2 separate regions of the Homo sapiens genome follow, and region 2 is linked to region 1. A link is a contact called in ENCODE Hi-C data. All regions are on one chromosome and are shown on one strand. Each heading gives the region's core, a stretch centred on a gene start or an enhancer-like site at or near the end of the contact. The rest is flanking DNA. Distances are from core to core; before and after follow the strand shown. Region 1 holds the start of FOXJ3 (forkhead box J3). Region 2 holds the start of CDC20-DT (CDC20 divergent transcript).

Region 1 (6,803 bases), core at 1,202-3,701:
CTCTCGCTTTGCACAGGCCCCTTCACTCTCCTGAAATACACCTCTTTCCCTTTGGAAATTTGTATCTTTCTCAAATGTCCCTTACACTTTTGACCTTGGTTGTACTGTTATCCCAAGGAGAAGTTTGATGCAGTTTGATAATTCTGAATGATGTACATGTTTCCCGAACAGAAAAAGAAACTCTGTTCTTTCGATATAAGTTGAAGCTTTCCAAGAGACCACGTATCTTATTCGTCTCTTCATACAGACTTCACACATAGATAACTCGGTACTTTACAGAAGTACACAAATGCTGACTTACCAAAAAAAAACAAAAAGCCTCAGTATGTATCAGAACAACATTCTCCATTTTCCACTGCCCCACCCATACTTAGCATAATGAAAAAATATAATCTAAAATCTATATTTAAATATTTTCATTCTACATAGAAGGAAAGGGAATATACGAACTGTACCAGATAAAAGGAAAAAAATGTCAAAAATATACTCAAAGAATGTACAATGTGAAAAAGTGAGAATGCAGGCCACTTTGGAATCTAGTAAGTGACTTTGAAACATTAAGTTTTTTTATTTTACCCAAACTAATGAACAAAAAAGAGCCAAAATAAACACGTTCTAGCCTCATCCAAAAAAAATCTAATGAAAGCATGAGAAACTTCCCAGTTTTGTCCTCGGCAGCACAAAACCAAGAAGATTCACCTCAATTCTGAGACACAAAAGCAAAAAGAGAAATCCTCCTATTTATCTAAGAAACTAAAAAACTTAATCACGTCTATATAATATATACCACTCAGAAAAAGAGAGGAGTTACTGCTTTTCTATAAATATTTGCTAGGGACCAGGAGGAATAGGCTTCTCTCACTGTTATTGCGGGAACAATCTGTGGTCTCAAAACAGCAAAACAGAAGATGGAAACCCTAATCTGGAAGAGACATTAAGAAAAAAACTACTCAAACCATGTTTCAAACCAGTTTCAAAAAAAGAGTGTGCAATGGGTACTCAACAGAGTAAGAGGAAAAGTGAAGTAAAAGAGCTTCTACAAAATAAGTGACTAGGTGAAACTAGTGCTGCCTTGTGAGAAAAAGAGCTATGCATATAACGCTCCTATGACATCACGCTTTTTCACTGGGAAACAAAATAGAAGGAAGAAAACACACACAAATAAATCTCAGAAAAAGACCAAAAAGGTGCCCACCAATCTCTAACTCCTTCAGGAATTAGAGTGAATGGCTCTAACTCATTCAGGAATCCAACCAGGGACAACACAGACGTGGAATGCACCAACACGGAATAGTAAAACCTTTGCTAACCAGACACACAAAAAGTAAAACAGAGAAATGAAAACTATACACCTGAATGCATCGGTAGCAAGCGCTTATTCTCTATAATTAAGCAACAGAGAAAAGAATAAGAGCAGCTAATGGAAGAGGAAAAAAGATGTTAATGAAACTAAGCCCTGTTATGTCCCCTACTGGCCTCAATTTCAGAGTACAACTCTCGATTCTTCATCTAACCAACAGCCGGCCTCGGCAAAGCAAACTGACCCTAACACCTTCCACGCCACCCGGAGGAAATCACAGAGGAAAAACCATCCCGTTAACCTCCCTCCTCACCAGCTGCAAAAATGGAGCTGGGAGGGGGGGCGGGAGACACTCTACCACGTGGGCAGGATGCAACACACACAGGACAGCAACACGTCCGCATGGAACGGCTGCCTTTGCCCTAATCCCAGCAAAGGACACAGACACAGGATGGGCGGGAACGCAAGCACCCTCGCATGGGCCTCCTCTCCCCAAAGGGCCACTCCAAGGCGTGAGGTACAGCCCGCCCTGCCGGCAGAAAAGCGCCCCCAAGCTTAAAGGGAAGAAGCCGCAGAGTGCCGGGGTCGGGGGCTAGCCCAGGCCAAGGGACAGGTCATGGAGGGAAGGAGACGGTCGCTGCCCTCGGACTAGGCGCCCCCGGGATCCACGTCTGGTTCCCCGGTGCCCCGCCTGGGGGAGGGGCGGGAGACGCGAAGCCGCTGCTTCCCAGCTGAGGGGCAGCAGCAGCTGAGAAGCGCCGCGGGGGAGGGAAGGACCCAGCCCTCGGCGTCCGCCAGGCCCCAGCCGGGGCCCAGGCCCCCTGCCCCACCCGCCGCCCACCCCGCAACGCGGCTGCGGCTGGAAGAGAGAGGGCGTCTCGCGGAGGACAGCCCCTGCCTCCGTCCCGGGAGATGCCACAGCCCCGCCTCCTCGCCCGCCGCCCAGGCCCGGCCGCCCTGGCGGGGGGCACTTACCTCAGGCTGCGCAGGCCGGGACGGCCCGGCCGAGCCCCCGGCCGCTCCGTGCGTCTCCGCCCCCCCGGGAAAGGTCCCAACGGTGCCTACTGCGAGCGGTCGAGGCCCCGAGCAGCCCCGAGAGCGGCGGCGGCAGCAAGAGCAGCCAACATCCGGGGCCGCGCACCCGGAACTACTTCCCGACCCGCATCCCCCGCCCGCCCTCGCCGCCACCGCCTCCTGCGGCGTCGCTGCGCCGCCGGCCCGGCGTCAGCGGCGTCAAGTCCCTGCGCGGTCACGGTCGCTTCGACGCACGCAGGATCCCTCCGCTGGGACAAGTAGTGCCCTGAGACTCCCGAGGCTCTGCATCGGCGCAGCCGGTGTCATCTAGCGGCCGGCAGTTCCGAGCGACTTGGGGTCCTTGTGCCTCGGAGTGGCGTCTGGGAGCAAAGGCGGCGGAGGCAACCCCGCAGTTGAGGACAGTAGGGATCGGTGGCTTTGGACCCTGCCCACGGATACCTGGGGCCCCATGCCCCGAAGGAATGGTGCCTTCTGCCCTCCCCCGCCCCCCAACATCCGCCACCTCACCGAAGCGCCCGGCACCTTAGCCTCCTCTCCAGGAAAGCGGACGCCTTTTCCGACCTGGCACACCGCGGATTCCGGGACCCCCAACAAAGGCGCCTTGGACCTTCAGGACACCCCTCTTTTCAGAACTTCATGAGTCCCAGGTGCTAGACTCATGTCTGCGGAGGCCTTTCCCGTGCCTGGTCTTTCTTTCTTTCTTAAAGGAGTTGGACCTCTAAAGGCCCTTCTAATTCTCAAGGTAGCTACCCAGGTTATGGTACTACTATCAGTAGGTGGAGCGTTTAGAAGGGTAGTTTGGTCGACGAGTGAACTTTGGAATTTACTTCTACGTCAGTCTTCACTGATTCTTTCTCTAAACTATTAGCACTGATAATCTGCCCTATAATTTCACACTTAATTACATTCCAGTGTAGTATTTGCTGTTGCTTCATTCGCGTTAGTCACATATTCCCCTGCAGCGCCAAACACGCTTTTGAACTCACAATGGGTGGCTCAATATTTGGAGACTTAGATATTTGTTAGATGAATACTAGGCTGATTGGATGAGAGGAAAAGGAGAGGCATGAGTGAATTGGCCCTGGGTACTTTTTTGACATAGTCTCAAAGGGTTCAGATAAAGACCTCCAGCAGATCTGAGCACACAATTCCTTCAGTAAACATTGAACACCTGCCGTTTGGTCAAGCATTTCTAGGCACTGGAGATTCAAAGTATTCACATATTCCTTTTCTTTATAAGACTAGCAAGATTCTGAAGATTCATGTACTCATTCACTCAACAAATATTTGCCAATCACTACTAAGGTTGCCAGACACTATTTTAGTGCTTGGGATGTATCAGTAAACAGAAGAGAGAGAGAAAACAAATACCCTTCCCTGTTGGAGCTTTCATTCTAATATAAGGAGAAAGATGATAAATGTAAGAGAATTATGTAATATGTTAGAAGGCATATGGGGAAAAAAAAATACACCAGGGTAAGGGGTATGAGGAAAACTGGAGGAAGGGGGTTTGCAATTTTTTTTTAAGAGGGAATCCTGCTCTCCCGCCCAGGCTGGAGTGCAGTGGCGCGATCTCAGCTCACTGCAACTCCCGGGTTCAAGTGATTCTCCTGCCTCAGCCTCCTAAGTAGCTGGGATTACAGGCGCGCGCTACCACACCCGGCTAATTTTTGTATTTTTAGTAGAGATGGGGTTTCACCATGTTGGCCAGGCTGGTCTCAAACTCCCGAACTCAAAAGTGATCCGCGCTCTTCGGCCTCCCAAAGTGCTGGCATTACAGGCCTGAGCCACCGCGCCTGGCCTGCAATTTTAAATAGAGCCGTCAGCATGGGCCTCATTTATAAAATGACTTTAAATCGGAGACCTGAAAGAGCTGAGGGAGTCAGCCATGCAGTTGTCTGGGGAAGAGTGTCCCAGGCAGAAGGAACAGCTAGCTGGTGGAAAGGCCTGGAGACAAAAGCCTCGGGAAGTGTTAAAAATAATGAGAAGGCCAGGACGGTTGGAGCCGTGAGCAAATGGGAGCCTAATGAGGAGATAAGATCAGAGAGAGGGGTCTCAAGTAGGGAGCTGTAGGAATCTTGGCTGAAACAGAACCACTGCTGGGCTTTGAACAGAGGAGTGATAGGATCTGACTCGTGCTTTCAAAAGATCACTCTGGCCGCCGTGCTAAGAGCAGAACTAAGAGGACAATGGTGGAAGCCAGAGGCTCCATTACCCAGGTACAGAATGATGGCTTGAACTAGATAGTAGCAATGAGTAAGATAAATAAGATGCAGTCTCAGCCGGGCACAGTGGCGCTTGACTGTAATCCCAGTTATTAAGGAGGCTGAGGCAGGAGGATAGGATCACTTGAGCCCAGGAGTTCAAGTGCAGCCCGGGCAACACAGCAAGCCCCCATCTCTAAAAAATAAATAACGTACAGTCTGTCTATGGTCTCCCAACACTTAGGCAGAGGCGGAAGATTGCGTGAGCACAAGAGTTCAAGACTAGCCTGGGCAACATAAGGAGACTGTCTCTACAAAAATAAAAAAATTAGCCGGCAGGGTGGTGTGCATCCTTGGTCCCAGCTATGTGGGAGGCTGAGATGGGAGGATTGGGCCCAAGAGGTCAAGGCTGCAGTGAGTTGTGACTGCGCCACTGCACTCCAGCCTGGGTAACAGAGTGAGACCCTGTCTTTAAAAAAAAAAAAAGAGAGAGAAACTAGACTTAGCTCCAAGTCTGGAGCTTTTGGGGTTTTCTTCCTTTATAAAAATTTTTTAACTTTATAGAAATGGGATCTCACTATGTTGCTCAGACTTGTCTTGAACTCCTGTTTAGCACCACCTCTTACAAGTGTTGGGCAGCTCCGCTTCTCTCACTTGTCTGGAATTCTAAGGCACTTCCCTGAAGTGCTCATCCTGAGCTAATATGGGATAGGGCTGGAGAGAGAACAGAGGTGGATAGCTGCCAGAATGAGGTGGGAAGGTGGGGATCAGCAGCCTTTGGGAAGGAAAGAAGTATGAGTCCCAGGGTATTAAAAGGTGGAGGGGCAATAAAATTTATTACATATGGGATTCATACTAAATGAGTAGATTTTAGCTTCTCTTGCCACAATAAACAAAAAAAATGGATAACTGTGTGAGATGATGGCTCTGTTAATTTGCTTCACTATAGTGACTTTTTGACTATCCCATAACATCATGTTGTGTACCTTAAATATATAGATTTAAAAAAGTGGAGGAGTATCTCTCCTCAAAAAAAAAAAAAAGAAAAAAAGAAAGAAAGAAAGAATAAAGCAGGCCGGGCATGGTGGCTAACGCCTGTAATCCCAGCACTTTGGGAGGCCCAGGTGGGAGGATCACTTGAGCTCATGAGGTTGAGACCAACCTGGGCAACAAAGTGACACCCTGACTCTAAGAAAAATAAAAAATAAATAAAAAGCTAGGATGGCCAAAGCAGCAGGGGGAATTCTGGAACATTGTGAGGAGGAAAAGCTTAAAGCCTAGATTGAGAAGGCAGACCTAGATTCAAGTCTAATATTCCATAGCTTACTTCCTTTGTGCCTACATCAGTTATTTAGTTTCTCTTAGCCTCTGTTTCCCTGCCTATAATATGGGAACAATAATCATAGCTATGTAGCAAAAGAGACCATGCACAGGCTGCCAAAAATAAAGGTCCCCAAGACAGCTGTTATTATTTATAAGGTCCCAGTGTCAGCACAGAAAAGAGTATAGTAGTTGACTGTCTTGGGAGACGGGAGTGGACTAGAAGGGAGGGTGCAGAGCAGGATAGCCTTCAAAGAGGAGATATTATCCAGCTCAAGGGACAGATCCTTAAAAGACACAGATTGCCCAGAGGAATGAAGTAGTGGTTTTATTGTTTTGTATTGTTTGCAATCTTGTCCTAGCTTCATCTGAATTCTGAATTCTCTGAAAGGAACACAGCCCAGAGCTGGGCTGCAATAGCCCTACAAAAACCTTGATTGGACACTGGCAGTGCTTCAACAGCTGAGTGTTCAACACTTCACATGACCTAGACGCTAAGATAAATGAGCCTTCACCTGATCCTTTTCTCCCTCTGTATTTATTGTAAGAGGAAATCAGAAAATGAGAAATGAATTTAAAATGAGCCAAGACTTGCAAGAGGGAGAGGGAAAAACACGAGAGAGCCCCTTCTATTATTCCTAGCCCGGGAAGAGCCTTCCAGATTTCCTGGGTATCTTTATCTAATATTTTATAATTCTTGAATTAGGTTTTTTAAAAGGCTATATGTAGGCCATCTGAGAGGTCTCAGCACTACTGACTGCTATTTAAGGAAAATGCTTGGGCATTGGTCGCTATGCACACTTAAAGAGCATTCAATAATCATTTAGCAAGCACCTACTCTATACCAGATGTTGTACTAAATACCAAGGAGTCAAAAGAGAATAAAAGAGAAGCAGACATGTAAACAGTTAATCCCAATGCAATTTGGTAGAAATTTATACTTG
Region 2 (6,803 bases), core at 1,673-4,172, 1.0 Mb after region 1:
CACCATGCCCGGCGAATTTTTTTTATATTTTTCGCAGGACAGGGTTTCACCGCGTTAGCCAGGATGGTCTCGATCTCCTGACCTAGTGATCCGCCCGCCTCAGCCTCCCAAAGTGCTGGGATTACAGGTGTGAGCCACCGCGCAGGCCTGTTTTCTGTATTTTTTTTAGAGACAAGGTGATACTATGTTGCCCAGACTGGTCCCAAACTCATGAGCTCAAGCAATCCTCTGGCCTTGGCCTTCCAAAGTGCTGGGATTACAAGTGTAAGCCACCACACCCAGCCAGATGTTGAAGTCTTAACTCCCAGTACTTCAAATACGACCTTATTAGGAAATAGGGTCATTGCAGATATAATTAGTTAAGATGAGGTCAGGGCCCTAGTTCAATATGATTGGTATTCTTATAAAAAGAGAAAATTGGACACACATACACACAGAAAGAAAGCCAAGTGAAGATGAAGGCAGAGAACAGGGCGATTCTTCTATAAGCCAAGGAATGACAAAGATTGCCGGCAAACCACCACCAGAAGCCAGGAGAGAGGCATGGAACAGATTCTTCCTCACGGTTCTCACACAACTCTCATGACACCTTGATCTGGAACTTCTAACCTCCAGAATTGTGAGACAACCAATTTCTGTCATTTAAGCCAGTTTGTGGTACTTTGTTACAGTAACTCTAGCAAACGAATATAGAGGATATCAGGGGATGGGCTACACAAGTCACCTATACTTGCCGGCTTCCCGTTCTCCCTATTTCATTCTTTCCGCAACTCCTCCAAAATGGATCTCAAGCACCCACTTTCCTGATCCTGCTCTCTCCAAAGTCATCGGTAATTTGATTTTCAATGGCCAAATCTGACCCTTTCTGTCATCATTCCACTTGACTACATATATTAGGGTATCTCCCACTTCAAGATCCATGTCTGGATAATTTCCATTGCCTTCCTTCATTCATTTATTATTATTATTATTTTGAGACAAAGTCTCCCTCTGTCACCCAGGCTAGAGTGCAGTGGCGCGACCTCGCTCACTACAACCTGCGCCTCCCAGGTTCAAGCGATTCCCCTGCCTCAGCCTCCCAGGTAGCTGGGATTACAGGTGTGCACCACCACACCTGGCTAATTTTGTACTTCTAGTAGAGACAGGGTTTCGCCACATTGGCCCGACTAGTCTTGAACTACTGACTTCAAGTGATCTGCCCGCCTTGGCCTCCCAAAGTGCTGGGATTACAGGAGTGAACCATGACAACCTGCCCAAATCCTTTATTTTTAAATGTACAAATTCCCTGAGGCTATACCCTTTATCCTTCTCTATAGCTACCACCAGAAGTTGCAAATTATTGCCATATCCCCCCCCTCAGATGTTTTATTTGGTCCTTCCCTACACAGAAACCCCACAGGTACCACAATGCCTAGCAGATGAAGTCCAAAGTCTTTAGCTTAACATTTAAGACCCTGACCAACTTGACATGAGACAACCTTTTCTATGTTTTCTGGGAATTCCCCACCTCTAACCTAAGCATATCCAATTCCTTATTTTCCAAGGTAATTGGAAATAGAGAATGCAAAGGCTTCAAGTCAAAGATAATAACATTATCTGTAAGCATCGGAGTGGACTTTAAGCTAATGACTGAAAATGATTTTTCCAGCCTCTTTCTGGGACAGTATAGCGTATTGTTTAGATTGCAGGGATTAGTCAGATAGTTTGAATCCTGGGCTCCCCTACTTATTATTGGCTGCATGCCTTTGGGCAAGTTTCTAATCTTTCTGACCCAGTTTCTTTTTTCTGTAAAGGGAAGATGGGGTATCTATCTGCCTTATGGGATTAAGGATTGAACTCGATAATGTATGTAAACTTTTTTTTTTTTTTTCAGACAGAGTATCGCTCTGTTGCCCAGGCTGGAGTGCAGTGGCTCGATCTCGGCTCACTGCAAGCTCCGCCTCCCGGGTTCACGCCATTCTCCTGCCTCAGCCTCTCGAGTAGCTGGAACTACAGGCGCCCGCCACCAAGCCCGGCTAATTTTTTGTATTTTTAGTAAAGACGGGGTTTCACCGTGTTAGCCAGGATGGTCTCGATCTTCTGACTTCGTGATCTGCCCGCCTCGGCCTCCCAAAGTGCTGGGATTACAAGCGTGAGCCACCGCGCATGGCCTGTAAATTGTTTTAACACAGTAGTTAGATGGTCCATAAATGGTACCATTATTACTTTTATGATTGCTGCTCCACCTCTGAGCACATTCATACAATTCACTCAAGTCATTATTAGAGCACTAGATTGAGTGCGAGTCAGACCTGGATTCCCACAAACTTCTTTGTATGACCTCGGGCACATCCCTTCCCTGGGCCTCCGTTTCTCCATCTGTAAAATATGGATTTGTTGTCGGGGTGGGGAGGCTGCACCACGCACAGGTTAGACTAATGGATCTCTAAGGTCCTCACATCTTTAAAGCCCCAAGGGGATAAGCCACAGTGCCTCCTGTAGGGCAGTCTAAGCTTATCTTCCAGATAGGCAGGTTTGAATACCGATCCTTTTTCTTGACCTTAAGGAATTCATTCACCCTTTTCAACCTCATTTTCCCTGTTTGTAAAACAACAGCAAACGAGACAAACACACGTTACTTCCTTTCTAGCAGGGTTCCTACCCGGCGCCAAGCAAAAGTGGAATGTACCCTAAGTAGCTCTGGCCTTCTTCCTGCTCCCAAGCTTCCCAATTCCGTCCCCTGCCCCGCTGCCGCCCGCGGCTCTCCTTCCCCTTCTAGGAACGGCTCAAGCGCCTTGGGCACTCCATCGGGTTCTGCACCGAGTTCTGCATCATAAATACGACTCTCGTGTAGGATTTAAGTGTGAACTTCTGCAGGTTCTCGGACCCTGAAGCACCCGGGGCCAGACATTCCGAGCTCGCGGCGGTGGAAGGCACGCAAAAGGGCGAACCGAGACGACTCCAGGACGCTGAGGCAGCGCAGGCCCCACCCGGCCCCGCCCTGCCCCGCCCTGTCCCGGCCGGCTTTCCAGTACTAGTCCTCTGGCGCCGGCTCCCAGCCCCTCTCGTACCCTTCAAATCGCGCTCCGCCGCTAGACTCTCGTGATAGCTGAGACTTTCCCCGGAAGGCCCGCCCCCTTCGCCGGAGAGGCCAATGGGCTAGGGCAACGGTTGCGACGGTTGGATTTTGAAGGAGCCAATAGGCGCTCGGAGCGGAGAGTTTAAGAGGCGTAAGCCAGGCGTGTTAAAGCCGGTCGGAACTGCTCCGGAGGGCACGGTGAGAGGTGGTGGGGCTGAGCCGAGGTGGGGCCGTGGCCAGGGGGAGGGGGTGCTAGGCCGGAAGGGGCTGCAGCCGAGGGTGGCCCTGATTTTGTGGCCGGCCAGGAGCGAAGGGGTCCCTTTCTGTCCCCTGAGCACCGTCGCCTCCTTTCCTCCAGGGCTCCGTAGGCACCAACTGCAAGGACCCCTCCCCCTGCGGGCGCTCCCATGGCACAGTTCGCGTTCGAGAGTGACCTGCACTCGCTGCTTCAGCTGGATGCACCCATCCCCAATGCACCCCCTGCGCGCTGGCAGCGCAAAGCCAAGGAAGCCGCAGGCCCGGCCCCCTCACCCATGCGGGCCGCCAACCGATCCCACAGCGCCGGCAGGACTCCGGGCCGAACTCCTGGTCAGTGAGGTGCCAAAGGAACTGAGTGAGAGCAGCCTTCATACTTTCTCCCTGGGGAGCCTGGTCAGACTGTCTTCTCTTTCTCCGCCCCAGGCAAATCCAGTTCCAAGGTTCAGACCACTCCTAGCAAACCTGGCGGTGACCGCTATATCCCCCATCGCAGTGCTGCCCAGATGGAGGTGGCCAGCTTCCTCCTGAGCAAGGAGAACCAGCCTGAAAACAGCCAGACGCCCACCAAGAAGGTATGTGTCCCAGAGGGGCTTAAGGCACGGGACCTGACTGTTCTTTGGATAATACCATCTTGCTCCTTCACTACCCTTTATGCCAGGAACATCAGAAAGCCTGGGCTTTGAACCTGAACGGTTTTGATGTAGAGGAAGCCAAGATCCTTCGGCTCAGTGGAAAACCACAAAATGCGCCAGAGGGTAAGACCCGAAGTTCCTGGTTCCTGGAGGGAGGTGTCAGTTCATCTCCAGGGCTGAGCACAGATATCTGTCTCCTCTTCCTATCTAAGATTGAGGGCAAGGGAGGTGTTGATTTTCCCAGCGTCTAGACTCACTCCGTTGCCACAGGTTATCAGAACAGACTGAAAGTACTCTACAGCCAAAAGGCCACTCCTGGCTCCAGCCGGAAGACCTGCCGTTACATTCCTTCCCTGCCAGACCGTATCCTGGATGCGCCTGAAATCCGAAATGACTATTGTAAGTGCATCCTTATCCTCGCCTCATGCATGGAGAAAGAGGGCCTGGGACCACACAAACAAGGAAGCTCATGCTCTTCTCTCCACCTCTGACAGACCTGAACCTTGTGGATTGGAGTTCTGGGAATGTACTGGCCGTGGCACTGGACAACAGTGTGTACCTGTGGAGTGCAAGCTCTGGTGACATCCTGCAGCTTTTGCAAATGGAGCAGCCTGGGGAATATATATCCTCTGTGGCCTGGATCAAAGAGGGCAACTACTTGGCTGTGGGCACCAGCAGTGCTGAGGTGCAGGTGAGACGTGTCCAGTGCTGTCATTCTCACCAGTCCCAATGGGCTTGCACAGCTGGAGGATATTAATGCCAAGTCCCAATCTCTGATCCTAGTGGGCTTCTCTCTCTAGCTATGGGATGTGCAGCAGCAGAAACGGCTTCGAAATATGACCAGTCACTCTGCCCGAGTGGGCTCCCTAAGCTGGAACAGCTATATCCTGTCCAGGTCAGTGGTTTTTGTTGGTCTATGGTAGTCTGATATTTGCCCACCCTCCCCTTGACTGTACACCCCTGAACTGAACCAGCTCTGGCTTGCTTGCATTTGGTGCTGCCACAGAACCTGATTCCCTTCTTTCCTCCTCCAGTGGTTCACGTTCTGGCCACATCCACCACCATGATGTTCGGGTAGCAGAACACCATGTGGCCACACTGAGTGGCCACAGCCAGGAAGTGTGTGGGCTGCGCTGGGCCCCAGATGGACGACATTTGGCCAGTGGTGGTAATGATAACTTGGTCAATGTGTGGCCTAGTGCTCCTGGAGAGGGTGGCTGGGTTCCTCTGCAGACATTCACCCAGCATCAAGGGGCTGTCAAGGTGAGTAGGGTTGGGCTGAAGCCTCTGCAGACCCTCACCTATAATCTGGGGACTGTTAAGGGGAGAAGGGATGGTAGGATTGGACTGGGTTAATCTGTGACCCCTAGAGCTCCTTGTCTGGCTCTAGTACCTGCTGACCCCACCTTTATTCCATCTAGGCCGTAGCATGGTGTCCCTGGCAGTCCAATGTCCTGGCAACAGGAGGGGGCACCAGTGATCGACACATTCGCATCTGGAATGTGTGCTCTGGGGCCTGTCTGAGTGCCGTGGATGCCCATTCCCAGGTAATCTTTTGCCTGTTCCTGCCTCTCCCACATGCATTCTTACCGGGCAACTACATTCACTCCAATGGCTTCACCAACTCTATGCCCTGGTGATTCCCAAACTTCTAACTCAGCTCTCACTCATGAGCTTCATTTCCAACAGTCTGTGGCTATCTCCAATCCTATGTCCTATAGGCACCACCACCTTGATCTGTCCCAAATTAACCTTGTCACTTCCCCTTGCCTCCCTGAAATGTGTTCCTTCCTGTCTCACATTGCTTTGGAATGGCAGAACCTGCTCAGAAATCTGAGAAACCTCCTAGAATTTTTCATCCTCCTCACCAGGATCTATCAGTTTTACCTCAAAATATCATTGACATCTGTCCCCTCCCCTCAGCCTCATCCTTCCAAGTGGAGGCCCACTACAATGGCTTCCTCACTGGTGTCAAGCATTCTTTGTTATCTCCTGCAATGCATCCTCCATGCTGTGGTCTGTTATACTGTACTGTCCTTAAACCTGTGATGGCTTCCCATCACTTATGGCATATAATCCAAATCCATTAGAAAGATACTTGAGGCTCTCTCCTTCCACTCCCCCCACATTCAGCCTTCACTGTAGATATGGACTCTAGAGCCAGATGGCCCAAGTTAAAATTCTGGCTCTGTCATCTACTAAACTTGAATGTGACCTTTGGCAACCTATTGAACTTCCTTCTGATTGATTCCTCATCTATCCAATGGATAATACAGATGCTCCCTGATTTAAGTCCCAGTAAACCCACTGTAAAGGTAAAAAATGGTTACATCAGCGAGTGTCTATAATTTGCCTCTCAAGGAACTTTTGTATGGACTATGATCATTCAACTCTGAGTCTGGAGCATGTGGCAGGGTGCCTAACACTAGAATGGGCTCAGTTCTGATTTAAGTAGCCTTGGCTATATGTCATGCCCACACCAGCTCCTCTCCACAGGTGTGCTCCATCCTCTGGTCTCCCCATTACAAGGAGCTCATCTCAGGCCATGGCTTTGCACAGAACCAGCTAGTTATTTGGAAGTACCCAACCATGGCCAAGGTGGCTGAACTCAAAGGTAAGTGGCTAGGTGAAAAGCCGGACATAAAAGGCCACATAATGTATGACTGAAATGTCCAGAATAAGCAAATCCAGAGAAAAAACACATTAATGGTTGCCAGGGGCTGAGAGAGGGTAATGGGAAATGTTGAAAATGTCTTAGAATTAGTTTTAACAGTTGTACAATTTTGTGAATATACTAAAAATCACTAAACTGTACACTTTAAAAGGATGCATTTTATGGTGTGTGAATTATATCT

What was found. Hi-C counts contacts between places; a loop is a spot of excess contacts on that map. Pooled maps may share reads with other maps.
Region 2: a loop to region 1 is called in a pooled map, with 14 times the contacts of the local background. The contact joins the promoter of CDC20-DT here to the promoter of FOXJ3 in region 1. A Hi-C loop is called at or near these places in 6 of 50 pooled maps.

What each region holds. Positions count from the first base shown.
Region 1 is chr1:42,332,784-42,339,586 of GRCh38, forward strand. It overlaps FOXJ3 (forkhead box J3), which reads right to left and starts at 2,452. Exons shown (of 13, transcript NM_014947.5): 1 at 2,276-2,452. RefSeq lists an enhancer at 1,427-2,384 and a silencer at 1,969-2,488.
Region 2 is chr1:43,355,751-43,362,553 of GRCh38, forward strand. It overlaps CDC20-DT (CDC20 divergent transcript), which reads right to left and starts at 2,923. Exons shown (of 4, transcript NR_183650.1): 1 at 2,800-2,923; 2 at 2,292-2,358; 3 at 2,053-2,150. CDC20 (cell division cycle 20) reads left to right here and starts at 3,231. Exons shown (of 11, transcript NM_001255.3): 1 at 3,231-3,256; 2 at 3,417-3,646; 3 at 3,740-3,888; 4 at 3,975-4,071; 5 at 4,219-4,347; 6 at 4,443-4,639; 7 at 4,749-4,843; 8 at 4,983-5,211; 9 at 5,370-5,495; 10 at 6,445-6,562. The coding sequence starts at 3,466. RefSeq lists enhancers at 2,000-2,508, 2,620-2,679, 3,019-3,527 and silencers at 2,970-3,079, 3,270-3,419.